Linked DNA regions of Homo sapiens: region 1 is linked to region 2. Evidence: read pairs that join two places in POLR2A ChIA-PET (ENCODE). Cell type or tissue: MCF 10A. All regions are shown on one strand. Links, peaks and the distances in the headings refer to the core of each region. The heading gives the core; the rest is flanking DNA.

Region 1 (5,495 bases), core at 278-5,277, 63 kb after region 2:
AAAGAACTTGAACAGATAGTTCACAAAGAAAGAGAACTTGGTAAACTGTGGAAATGTTCAGGTTGGCAGTAATAAAACCACTTTTTAATTAGCTGCTGTACTACCTGGTTATTTTTTATCTTTATATTTCAGTAATGTATGTTTTACTCGATGGAGCAGTCTACTGTGCAAGTGGGAGAATATGATAAAGTTGGAGGAGCAGATAAATAGAATATTGACATTATGAAAAAAATAAAACATTCACGATAACCTGGTTGCTTGATGAAGGTAGTTGTGGGGAAGAAGCATGATAAGGTCAAAAGGAGAGTACTCTTGGAATTGGGAGCTAGTTTTTAATCCTCATTTGGCCCTTGGTTGATAATTACTTGGTTCTCAGTAACTGAAATAGAATTAGCTATTCTTAGATTTCCAGCCAGTTTTCTGAAAGTGTGACAGTTCAGTGATACCCTAGATCTCTTGTATACTGCCTTCTCCTTAGTCTTGTGTGGCCTTAGATGTGTTATATTACCCTACCCCTTTCAACCTCAGTTTCCCAAACTATGAGATTGGTATTGTGAGGAGTAAGTGACAGAATACATTCGGAGTGCTTAGAACTGTGTGTAGAGATGGTAGGTGTATTAGTCTGTTTTCATGCTGCTGATAAAGACATACCTGAGACTGGGCAATTTACAAAAGAAAGAGATTTATAATGGACTTACAGTTCCATGTGGCTGGGGAAGCCTCACAATCATGGTGGAGGGCAAGGAGGAGCAAGTCACAGGGATGGCAGCAGGCAAAAAGAGAGAGCAAGTGAGCTTGTGTGGGGGAACTCCTGTTTTTCAAACCATCAGATCTCATGAGACTTATTCACTATCACGAGAACAGCATTGCAAAGACTTGCCCCCATGATTCAATTACCTGGGTCCCTCCCACAACACGTGGGAATTCAAGATGAGATTTGGGTGGGGACACAGCCAAACCATATCAGTAGGTAATGAAATAAAGGGTAGTTCTTAGCTGATGTCAAAGTAACAATTGAATGTTGTGCTTTTTTATACTTTTTTTTCTTTGAGGCAGTGGCTGGTCTTTTAAAATGCCTTCATTAAAGTTTCTAGTACATTATACCAAATAGAAATTAAAAGACATGCAAGTTGCTGCTGGCTGGCATCTATAATCCCAGCTATTCAGGAGTCTGAGACAGGATGATTGCTTAAGGCCAGGAGTTTGAGACTAGCCCGGGCAACATAGTGAGACTCTATCTCCTAAAAAAGTTAGCTGAATGTGGTGGTGTGCTCCTGTAATGCCCACTCCTCATAGATATTTCAAAATAGTAATATTTATTGCTGCCAATGTGAGTAGGCCAAAAAAAAAAAAGAGAGACATAGAGACATGGAAGATCAAATGCCAATTAATTACTTAAAATTGATTTTGAGAATATGAAAACATCATTTTGGATTTTGATGTTTTCTGCTCCATAATGGAGCAGAAAATTAATTTTCATTTTCCTTATATTTGTTTTTCTCCTAAGACCCAATTGAGGGGGGAGAAAACCCATAGCATCTTAAAGATCTTTATTTTTTTATCATGTCTGTGTACTATTGTTAGTGGATATAATGCTTTATGAAATGTGGTCATTTCAGTAGTTTTATAAAATATGTTTTGATTTAAAAGCATGTAGCAATAGTGATCATTAATCCATTCATTAGAATTTTTTATACTTCATTATACAATTGACTCTGTGAAAATAGATGCTAGGGAGATTTTAAAGAGTTATTAATACTGCTTGGAAATAATAATATGTTAGAATTCCCTTTAGGATTATTTTTTTTCCCCACTTGAGACCTAACCTGTCATTGTTTTCATATAAACCAAACCACTTAAAGTAACAAATGGATTAATGCACTTGTTCTTCCTCTTGACGAACTCCTTGAAGAACAATTTTGGAAGTATTTATTAATTTGCTTTAAAATAACAACACTCATTATGTGTTAATATAAATACTGTTTTTCGTGAAAATAACTATTCCAAACTCCCAAAATTGATGAGGAAAGTGGATTTGTTTTATATTTGCCAATCTCTTTAATACCTATTTTAATGAGAAGCAGCTGGGTCTTTTCATCTCTAGCTGCATTCATTCTATTATCTCATGTAGCCTCTAGAAAATACCACTGCAAACTGGCAAGACAATAAGTGAAAAAGAAGTCTTAGGGGCTGGGCATGGTGGCTCATGCCTGTAATCCTAGTGCTTTGGGAGCTGAGATGGGAGGATTGCCTGAGGCCAGGAGTTAGAGGTTACAGTGAGCTATGGTGGTGTCACTGCACTCCAGCCTGGGTGACACAGCAAGACCCTGTCTCTTAAAAAAAAAAACAAAACAACAACAACAGCAACAAAAAACTTAAGTGTTACTAGGATAGTAGTTGTGTCTTTGCATTCTCTGAGTGAGAAACTTGGGATCCCAGTTCTCTTCTCTAGGCCAAGCAGAGCCCTGGGGCTTGATTTCAGAGTTGTTGGGTTTGCTTAGTATCTTGTTTGTTGGTTTGTCATTCAGAAGGACAGGGGTCTTCTGAAAAATCAGTGCCCTAATTCATGTGTGTGTCTACATCCTTCTAAGTGGAGATCCATGTCTCTCTCCCCACTCCACCTGTCCTGTTCCACCATTCGCTAGCTGGCCATCCACTTGGAGTCAGCAGTGCTTCCTGTGGTGAGTGTGCCCTGGAGTTTGCCACTGCTTTGGTCCTGACCACAGCTTTCTCAGGCCACGCAGGGCTAGGTTGTCTAGGTGGCAGTGTTTTGTATCATGGAATGAGCCCACCAAGTGACCAATTGCTGTACCCACGTGGATGTCACTCCACCTGTTGTCCTTGCCTCTCACAGGCAGCAATGTGCCAGCAGGACTGTCTTTGCCATACCCCAGGCCATAGTCAATGGCCGACCCGTCACGATGTTCCTGGAGGGCAGCGTCCCACGGGTGGGACACCCTTTGTCATGCTGTGGCTGCTATACCCTACTTCCTACTTGCACAGCCATCTGAATGTGGGCTAGGGAGCCCAAACCCTATGCCTGAGATCTGTACATCCACACTTGCACCCACCCTCCCTGGTAGATCCTACAGTAGTAGCACATGCCAGTTTCAAAAGTTAATCCACAGTATTGTTGTGAATGGCTGGATGAGGGTTCAGCTCCTATATAGATAACTGGTTATTGTAGGACTGATCCGCACCTGTGGCTTCAGTGACTCTGGTGATTCTAGGTAACCTAGATCAATCACATTTTCTCCCCACCCCCACCATGGCCCTGTCACTCTTAGGTGGCAGTTGTAGTGCCTACTGAGGCGACCACTGTGACCAAGAATCTTAATAATAGGGAATCTCAATTTGATTCTGCAGAGAGAGAGCCTGATAAATTAATACCCTATCTAAAGAATGCAGCAGGCGCACAAATTACCCACTCCCAACCCTGGAGGATAATGATTAAAACAATATAGAACTCTTTCAAGGCCCTGTAGTTGGAAAGAGTCCAGTTTAAATCCTTTAAAGAGGATCTATTGCAGGGCAAGCCTGGTGCTGGCAGCCACGGTAATCCCACTTTCAATGTGGTGTGCTGAATTCCTGGCAGTTAAAATGCTTGTTTTTGGATCTTAACGTGCTGCCGGGGTCCATTGCAAGAAAGTCCATGCCTCTTGTCTTTTTGGTACCTTACGGGCTCTTCTTCCCTGAGTTTCCCTGGAGCTGAAGTGTGCACTTGAAGAAAATTAGTGTTCAAAGTAGCGTGGGCTGCCTGGATACTGCTGGTGGGAATCATGGAATGGGAGCGTGGTTCTATTTTGTTTGTGTTGGAACTTTGAGGAAGCTTATTAAGCAGGGCAGTTGGGGCATTAGTATTGCACCGCTAGGACTCAAATTCTGGGCCAGTAATAAGACTGATCAGAGTGAAAGTTTTTGCCAAGGATGTTTTCATTAACCAAGAATGAAGGTGAAAGTGGGAAGTTTAAAGATGTTCAGGTCCTGTGTAGTTACGAACATAAATGTGATGTTGACCACTGCATTAATGCCCATGACCCACTAGCAGCTTCCAGGAAACCAGAGCCCTTTGGGTCGTGGTAGGGGGAAGGTCTGTGTTCATAGCTGAAACTGAAAGGCAACAGCAATAGAGACAGCTTAATTTGACTGAACATGAGCAACCTTACCTGCTTCCAGCACAGACAGGATTGTCCCATTGATAGTTATTCTGTGGGTGGGGGTGCATGGCTTTTCTACTTGATGAAGAGATTTTGAGAGGTGACAGCATGCTGGCAGTCCTCACAGCCCTCGCTTGCTCTCGGCGCCTCCTCTGCCTGGGCTCCCACTTTGGCGGCACTTGAGGAGCCCTTCAGCCCACCACTGCACTGTGGGAGCCCCTTTCTGGCCTGGCCAAGGCCAGAACTGGCTCCCTCAGCTTGCAGGGAGGTGTGGAGGGAGAGGCGCGAGCGGGAACTGGGGCTGCGTGCAGCGCTTGCGGGCCAGCTGGAGTTCCGGGTGGGCATGGGCTTGGTGGGCCTGCACTCGGAGCAGCCGGCCGGCCCTGCCGGCCCAGGCAGTGAGAGACTTGGCACCCGGGCCAGCGGCTGCAGAGGGTGTACTGGGTCCCCCAGCAGTGCCGGCCCACCGGCGCTGTGCTCGATTTCTTGCCGGGCCTTAGCTGCCTTCCCGCTGGGCAGGGCTCGGGACCTGCAGCCCGCCATGCCTGAGCCTCCCACCCACTCCATGGGCTCCTGTGCGGCCCGAGCCTCCCCGACGAGCACCACCCTCTGCTCCACGGCGCCCAGTCCCATCGACCACCCAAGGGCTGAGGAGTGCCAGCGCATGGCGCGGGACTGGCAGGCAGCTCCACCTGCAGCCCGGGTGCGGGATCCACTAGGTGAAGCCAGCTGGGCTCCTGAGTCTGGTGGGGACGTGGAGAGTCTTTATGTCTAGCTCAGGGACTGCAAACACACCAATCAGCACCCTGTGTGTTTAGCTCAAGGTTTGTGAGTGCACCAGTTGACACTCTGTATCTAGCTGCTCTGGTGGAGCCTTGGAGAACCTTTATGTCTAGCTCAGGGATTGTAAATACACCAATCGGCACTCTGTATCTAGCTCAAGGTTTGTAAACACACCAATCAGCACCCTGTGTTTAGCTCAAGGTTTGTGAGTGCACCAATCTACACTCTATCTAGCTGCTCTGGTGGGGCCTTGGAGAACTTTTGTGTCAATACTCTGTATCTAACTAATCTGATGGGGACGTGGAGAACCTTTGTATCTAGCTCAGGGATTGTAAATGTACCAATCAGCACCCTGTCAAAACAGGCCACTCGGCTCTACCAATCAGCAGGATGTGGGTGGGGCCAGATAAGAGAATAAAAGCAGGCTGCCGGAGCCAGCAGTGGCAAGCTGCTCGGGTCCCCTTCCACACTGTGGAAGCTTTGTTCTTTCACTTTTTGCAATAAATCTTGCTACTGCTCACTCTTTGGGTCCACACTGCTTTTATGAGCTGTAAC
Region 2 (5,212 bases), core at 1-5,000:
GTCGGGGAAGGGAAGGAAGGCCAGGAGGGAGGGAGGCGCAGTGGGGAGGAGACGAGAGAAGGGAGGGAGGGAAGTGTGAGGGGAGGGGAAGAAGTGGGGTGGTCGGAGGGTGGGGTAGGGAGGAAGAGGGAGGGAGAGATGGGAGAGGCTCCAAGATAAAGAAAGGTGCAGGGAGAGGGGGTGGGAGGGAGGGAACCGCAGAGAGGAAGGGAGAAGAGAATCAGGCAGCCTTGAGGGAGGAGGCAGGGAGGCCAGGAGAAGGAAGACAGCCAGCCTTCTGTGAGATTTACGTGCGTGCCTGGCTTCCAAGACAAGTAACTTCTGTTGTAAATACAAATTAAGCTATTTTTTGTTTATTTTATTTTATTTTATTTTATTTTATTTTATTTTATTTTAGAGATAGGGTCTTATTCTGTCACCCAGGCTGGAGTGCAGTGACACAATCATAGATCACTGGAGCCTCGAACTCCTGGCTTCAAGTGATCCTCCCCTTCAGCCTCCCAAAGTGCTGGGATTACAGGTGTGAGCCACCATGCCCAGCCACAATTTTTTTTTTTTTTTTTTTTTTTTTTGAGATGGAGTCTAACCCTGTTGCCGAGGCTGGAGTGCAGTGGCACGATCTCAACCTCAACCTCACTGCAACCTCCACCTCCCGGATTCAAGTGATTCTCCTGCCTCAGCTTCCCCAGTAGCTGGGATTATAGGCACGCGCCACCACGCCCAGCTAATTTTTGTGTTTTCAATAGAGACGGAGTTTTACCGTGTTGGCCAGGCTGGTCTCGAACTCCTGACCTCAAGTGTTCCACCTGCTTCGGCCTCCCAAACTGCCGAGATTACAGGCGTGAGCCGCCGCACCCGGCCCCAGCCCCAAATTAAGCCTTTTTTTAAAAAAGAAATTAATACACGTTTCATACTTGCCTCCTTCGTATTTTCTCTGGTCATCTGCCCAAGGTTATGACAACAGCTTCAACTTGGCTGCAGAAGCACACCCCTGTGGCTCACTCAAACTGGAAACATACAGGAAAAGGGAATTCTAGGAATATAGCTCAGCCTGGACAAATGGGCACATTAAAAAGCCATTGCACCGTGGTGGCCGCACTTCCTGCCATCCCCACTGCAAAGGTGTTGTTATGGACTGAATGTTTGTGTCCCCTCCAAAATTTGTACGTTGAAATCCTAACCACCCCGCCCATGGTGGTATTTGGAGGCGGGGCCTTTGGGAGATGCTTAGGTCATGAGGGTGGAGCCCCCAAGAATGGGATTTGTGCCGTTACAAAAAGAGGCAAGGGAGCTTGCTTCCTCATCTGTATGCCAGGAAGAGGATACTCACCAAGAACCCAATCCTGCTGGCCCATCCCAGACTTCCAACTTCCAGAACTATAAGAAATAAATGTTGTTTAAGCTACCCAAGTCTATCTATGATGTTTTTGTTGTTGTTGTTGCTGTTGCTGTTTTTGAGACAGAGTCTCGCTGTGTCGCCCAGGCTGGAGTGCAGTGGTCCCATCTCGGCTCTCTGCAACCTCCGCCTCTCGGGTTCAAGCAATTCTCCTGCCTCAGCCTCCTGAGTAGCTGAGACTACAGACATGTACCACCATGCCCAGCTACTTTTTGTATTTTTAGTGGAGATGGGGTTTCACCATGTTGGTAAGGATGGTCTCAAACACCTGACTTCAGGTGATTCACTGGCCTCGGCCTCCCAAAGTGCTGGGATTACAGGCATGAGCCACCTCGCCCAGCCTGGTGTTTTTGTTATAGCAGCCCAAACGGACTAAAACAGTGTTTTCCTTCTAGAGATACACTAATTTTCTTTCAGACAGGATCTTTCAAAACCCAGTCTGAAACATCTGCAGTTGAATTATTTTATGGGCTTGGAATTTCTCTAAAATAGTGGTTAGGGATTTTTTAAACATCAGAATAATTTAAAAAGTTACCAAAGTGTTATTACCCAGAACAAATTCAGGGTCAGCGCCAAAGAAAAAAATTTATTTACTTTTTTTGAGACAGGGTCTCACTCTGTCACCCAGACTGGAGAGCAGTGGAATGATCACAGCTCACTGCAGCCTCTACTTCCCTGGGCTCAGGTGATCCTCCCACCTCAGCCTCCTAAGTAGCTGGGACTACAGGCATGTCACCCAATTAAGTTTTTGTTTGTTTGTTTGTTTTTGTTTTTGTAGAGACGGGCTTTCGCCCTGTTGCCCAGGCTGAAGAAAAATTCTTGTTTCCATCCTACAATGCGCAAATTGCTTGTGACACCTAAAAGGACAATTTTTCAACTTCACCAATTTTAGTGCCAAACTCCATGGAAAATTAATCACACAAGTGATTATTTAACCTAGGTTCTTAAAAAAATTAAGTTTCCTTCTTACAGAAACTCTCAGCAGAAATGAACTCTAAGATTTCATGGAGTTCCCTATAAATTAAAGAGCTATGACTCAGCGTTTGCTGCTCGTTACCCCTCCAAAGTTATCTTTATTTTTCATTATAAAATAGGTAACTAAATTCCAGGGACAGAATGAGTCCAAGCTGAATTAACAAACAGGGCAAGGTCAAAGTTAAACAAAATTGCTGACTCTGCTCAAACTCCTGTGATTTACACTGACCTTGAAGGCAAGGCCAGGAAAAGTATTCCTTGGAATTGCTCCTCTAAAGACGCTTGGAACAAAATCAGAAAAAGTGCTGCTGTGTTTCAGAACATCTCAAAATAATACCTGAGGGCAAACATATTCTATGTCATCTGTTACCATTTCCTGGCCGTGCTGCTGACTCAGCCTCCAGCACTCCTTGGTGGAGCTGCAGGGAGCCCGCTGGGAAAGCGCTGAATCCTGTGCACAGGAAAGGCACTGCTGGTGAAGACAGGTGAGAGGCTGGGTAGGTGATTTCTAGAAGGTTCTTGAGCACCAGTCGGCCATCTTGTCATCCCCAGATAGAAAGCTTAAATTTGCTTTTTTTTTCACTTTTTATTAATGAAAATGTACAAACATATAGAAAGGTAGAAAGAAGAATACAATTAATTCCCATATACCCCAGGCCTAAATATAATTATCTTTAGTATTTTGCTAAACTTGCTTCATCGATTTTTTTTTCAAAAGTGTAGAAATTATAGACAACTTGACATTTTACCCCTTAATAATTTTGTAGTAGTCAGCCTCCAAGATGACTCATAACGTGCCCTGCCTCTGAGAAATCACAACCCTATGTAGTCTCCTACACTTACCATGGTTGGTCTGTGTGACCAATAGTCTACCAACATAGTGATGGTGTATTAGTCTGTTTTCATGCTGCCAGTAAAGACATACCCGAGACTGGGCAATTTACAAAAGAAAGAGGTTTAATGGGCTTACAGTTCCACGTGGCTGGGGAGGCCTCACAATCATGGTGGAAGACGAGGAGGAGCAAGTGACATCTTATGTGGATGGTGGCAGGAAAAGAGAGCTTGTGCAGGGAAACTCCTTCCTATAATACGATCAGATCTTGTGAGACTTACTCACTAACATGAGAACAGCATGGGAAAGACCTGCCCCCAGGCCAGGTGCCATGGCTCACGCCTGTAATCCCAGCACTTTGGGAAGCCAATGTGGCCAGATCACCTGAGGTCAGGAGTTTGAGACCAACCTGACCAACATGGTGAAACCCCGTTTCTACTAAAAATACAAAAAATTAGCTAGGCATGGTGGTGGGTGCCTGTAATCCCAGCTACTCAGGAGGCTGAGGCAGAAGAATCTCTTGAACCCAAGAGGGGGAAGTTGCAGTGAGCTGAGATTGCACCACTGCACTCCAGCCTGGGTAACAAGAGCAAAACTCCATCTAAAAAAAAAAAAAGACCTACTCCCAGGATTCATTACCTCCCACTGGGTCCCTCCCACAACACACAGGAATTCAAGATGAGATTTGGGTGCGGACACAGCCAAACCATATCAGATGGTACGTCTCTTCCAACATTAGATTAGACTCTGGGACTTCCACCTCTCTCTTCTCTCTCTCTCTTTCTCTTTCTGTGTGTGTGTTTCTGTGTGTCTCTGTGTGTGTGTGTCTAGCTTTCTCTCTCAGATCACATGCTGTAGGGGAAGTCAGCTCCCAGCCATGTCTTGAGTAGCCTCTGGAGCAAAGAAATCGTGACCCACAGCCATGTTCCTGGGCCATCCTGGACAAGAATCCTTCAGCGTCAGCCAAGTGTCAGATGCCATAACCCCATGGTAACCTCCTGAGAGACCCTGAGCCAGAAACTCCAACTAAGCCACTCCCAGACTCCTGAACCTCAAACTGTGCAAGATAATAATGTTTATTGTTGTGAGCTGCTAAGTTTTGGGCTAAATTGTGACACAGCGATTGTTAGTTCACACAGATGTTGATACCTTTGATAACTGGAAGTGGGGTGCTGCTATGACAACACTTCATGTGTGATAGTGACTTTGGAACTGTGGCTTTGGATTATCGAGAGTGTTAGTGAAAGCCTTGATTTACCCGAAAAAACCTGTTGATAAAAGATTCACGTCTTTTGTTTTTGTTTTGTTTTTTAGAGACAGGGCCTCACGCTGTTGCTCAGGCTGCGGTGGCATGGTCATAGCTCTTTGCAGCTTCAAACTCCTGAGCTCAAGGGATCCTCCTGAGTCAGCCTCCCAAAGTGCTGGATTACAGGCACATGCCACCACACTGGGCCTAAGACTCGGATCTTTAAAGATTGCAAGTGAGCACTTGTAGGAAAGTGAGGTCAATGAACTAGAACCTGGAGGAAGGGGGTCCTTGTTATGCAGTGGCAGACAGTTTGGCAATGCTGTTGACTGCAGTTATGTAGACAGAAGCAAATTAGCTGGGTAATCTGGCCAAGGAGATCTTCAATTGGTGTTTAAAGTACTACCTAGTTTTTTCTAATTCCTTCTAGTAAGATGCTAGAAGATAGGTCAACAAAAGGAAAGACAGTTAAATATAAATGAATTAGAACTGGATAGTTCTGGAAATTCTCAGTCTGCCTAGATGGCAAATGTATTAGGCCGTTCTTGCACTGCTATAGAGAAATACCCGGGCCAGGTGTGGTAGCTCACACCTGTAATCTCAGCACTTTGAGAGGATCACAAACAAAACAGGAGGATCACTTGAGCCCAGGAGTTTAAGATCAGCCTGGGCAAGGTAGTGAGACTCCGTCTCTACAAAAAAGTGAAAAAATTAGCCGGGTGTGGTGGTGCATGCCTGTAGTCCCAGCTACTTGGAAGACTGA

What was found. ChIA-PET counts read pairs that join two places held together with the same protein. Peaks named below come from ENCODE experiments on the same cell type or tissue, not always from the same donor. Only the 100,000 strongest peaks of a DNase experiment are listed, where the experiment ranks them.
Region 1: POLR2A ChIA-PET joins it to region 2 with 5 read pairs; 6 of 35 experiments call an interaction of 5 or more read pairs at or near these places.

The regions. Positions count from the first base shown.
Region 1 is chr5:10,370,726-10,376,220 of GRCh38, forward strand. All of the region lies in intron 1 of MARCHF6 (membrane associated ring-CH-type finger 6), which reads left to right. Among named protein-coding and RNA genes, the nearest start is that of MARCHF6-DT, 19 kb to the left of the region's middle. In MCF 10A, for the core only: no CTCF peak of the experiment used is centred there; no DNase peak of the experiment used is centred there.
Region 2 is chr5:10,307,845-10,313,056 of GRCh38, forward strand. It overlaps CMBL (carboxymethylenebutenolidase homolog), which reads right to left and starts at 58. Exons shown (of 6, transcript NM_138809.4): 1 at 1-58. RefSeq lists a cis regulatory region at 2,661-2,893. In MCF 10A, for the core only: no CTCF peak of the experiment used is centred there; DNase peaks (open chromatin) are centred at 67 and 2,757.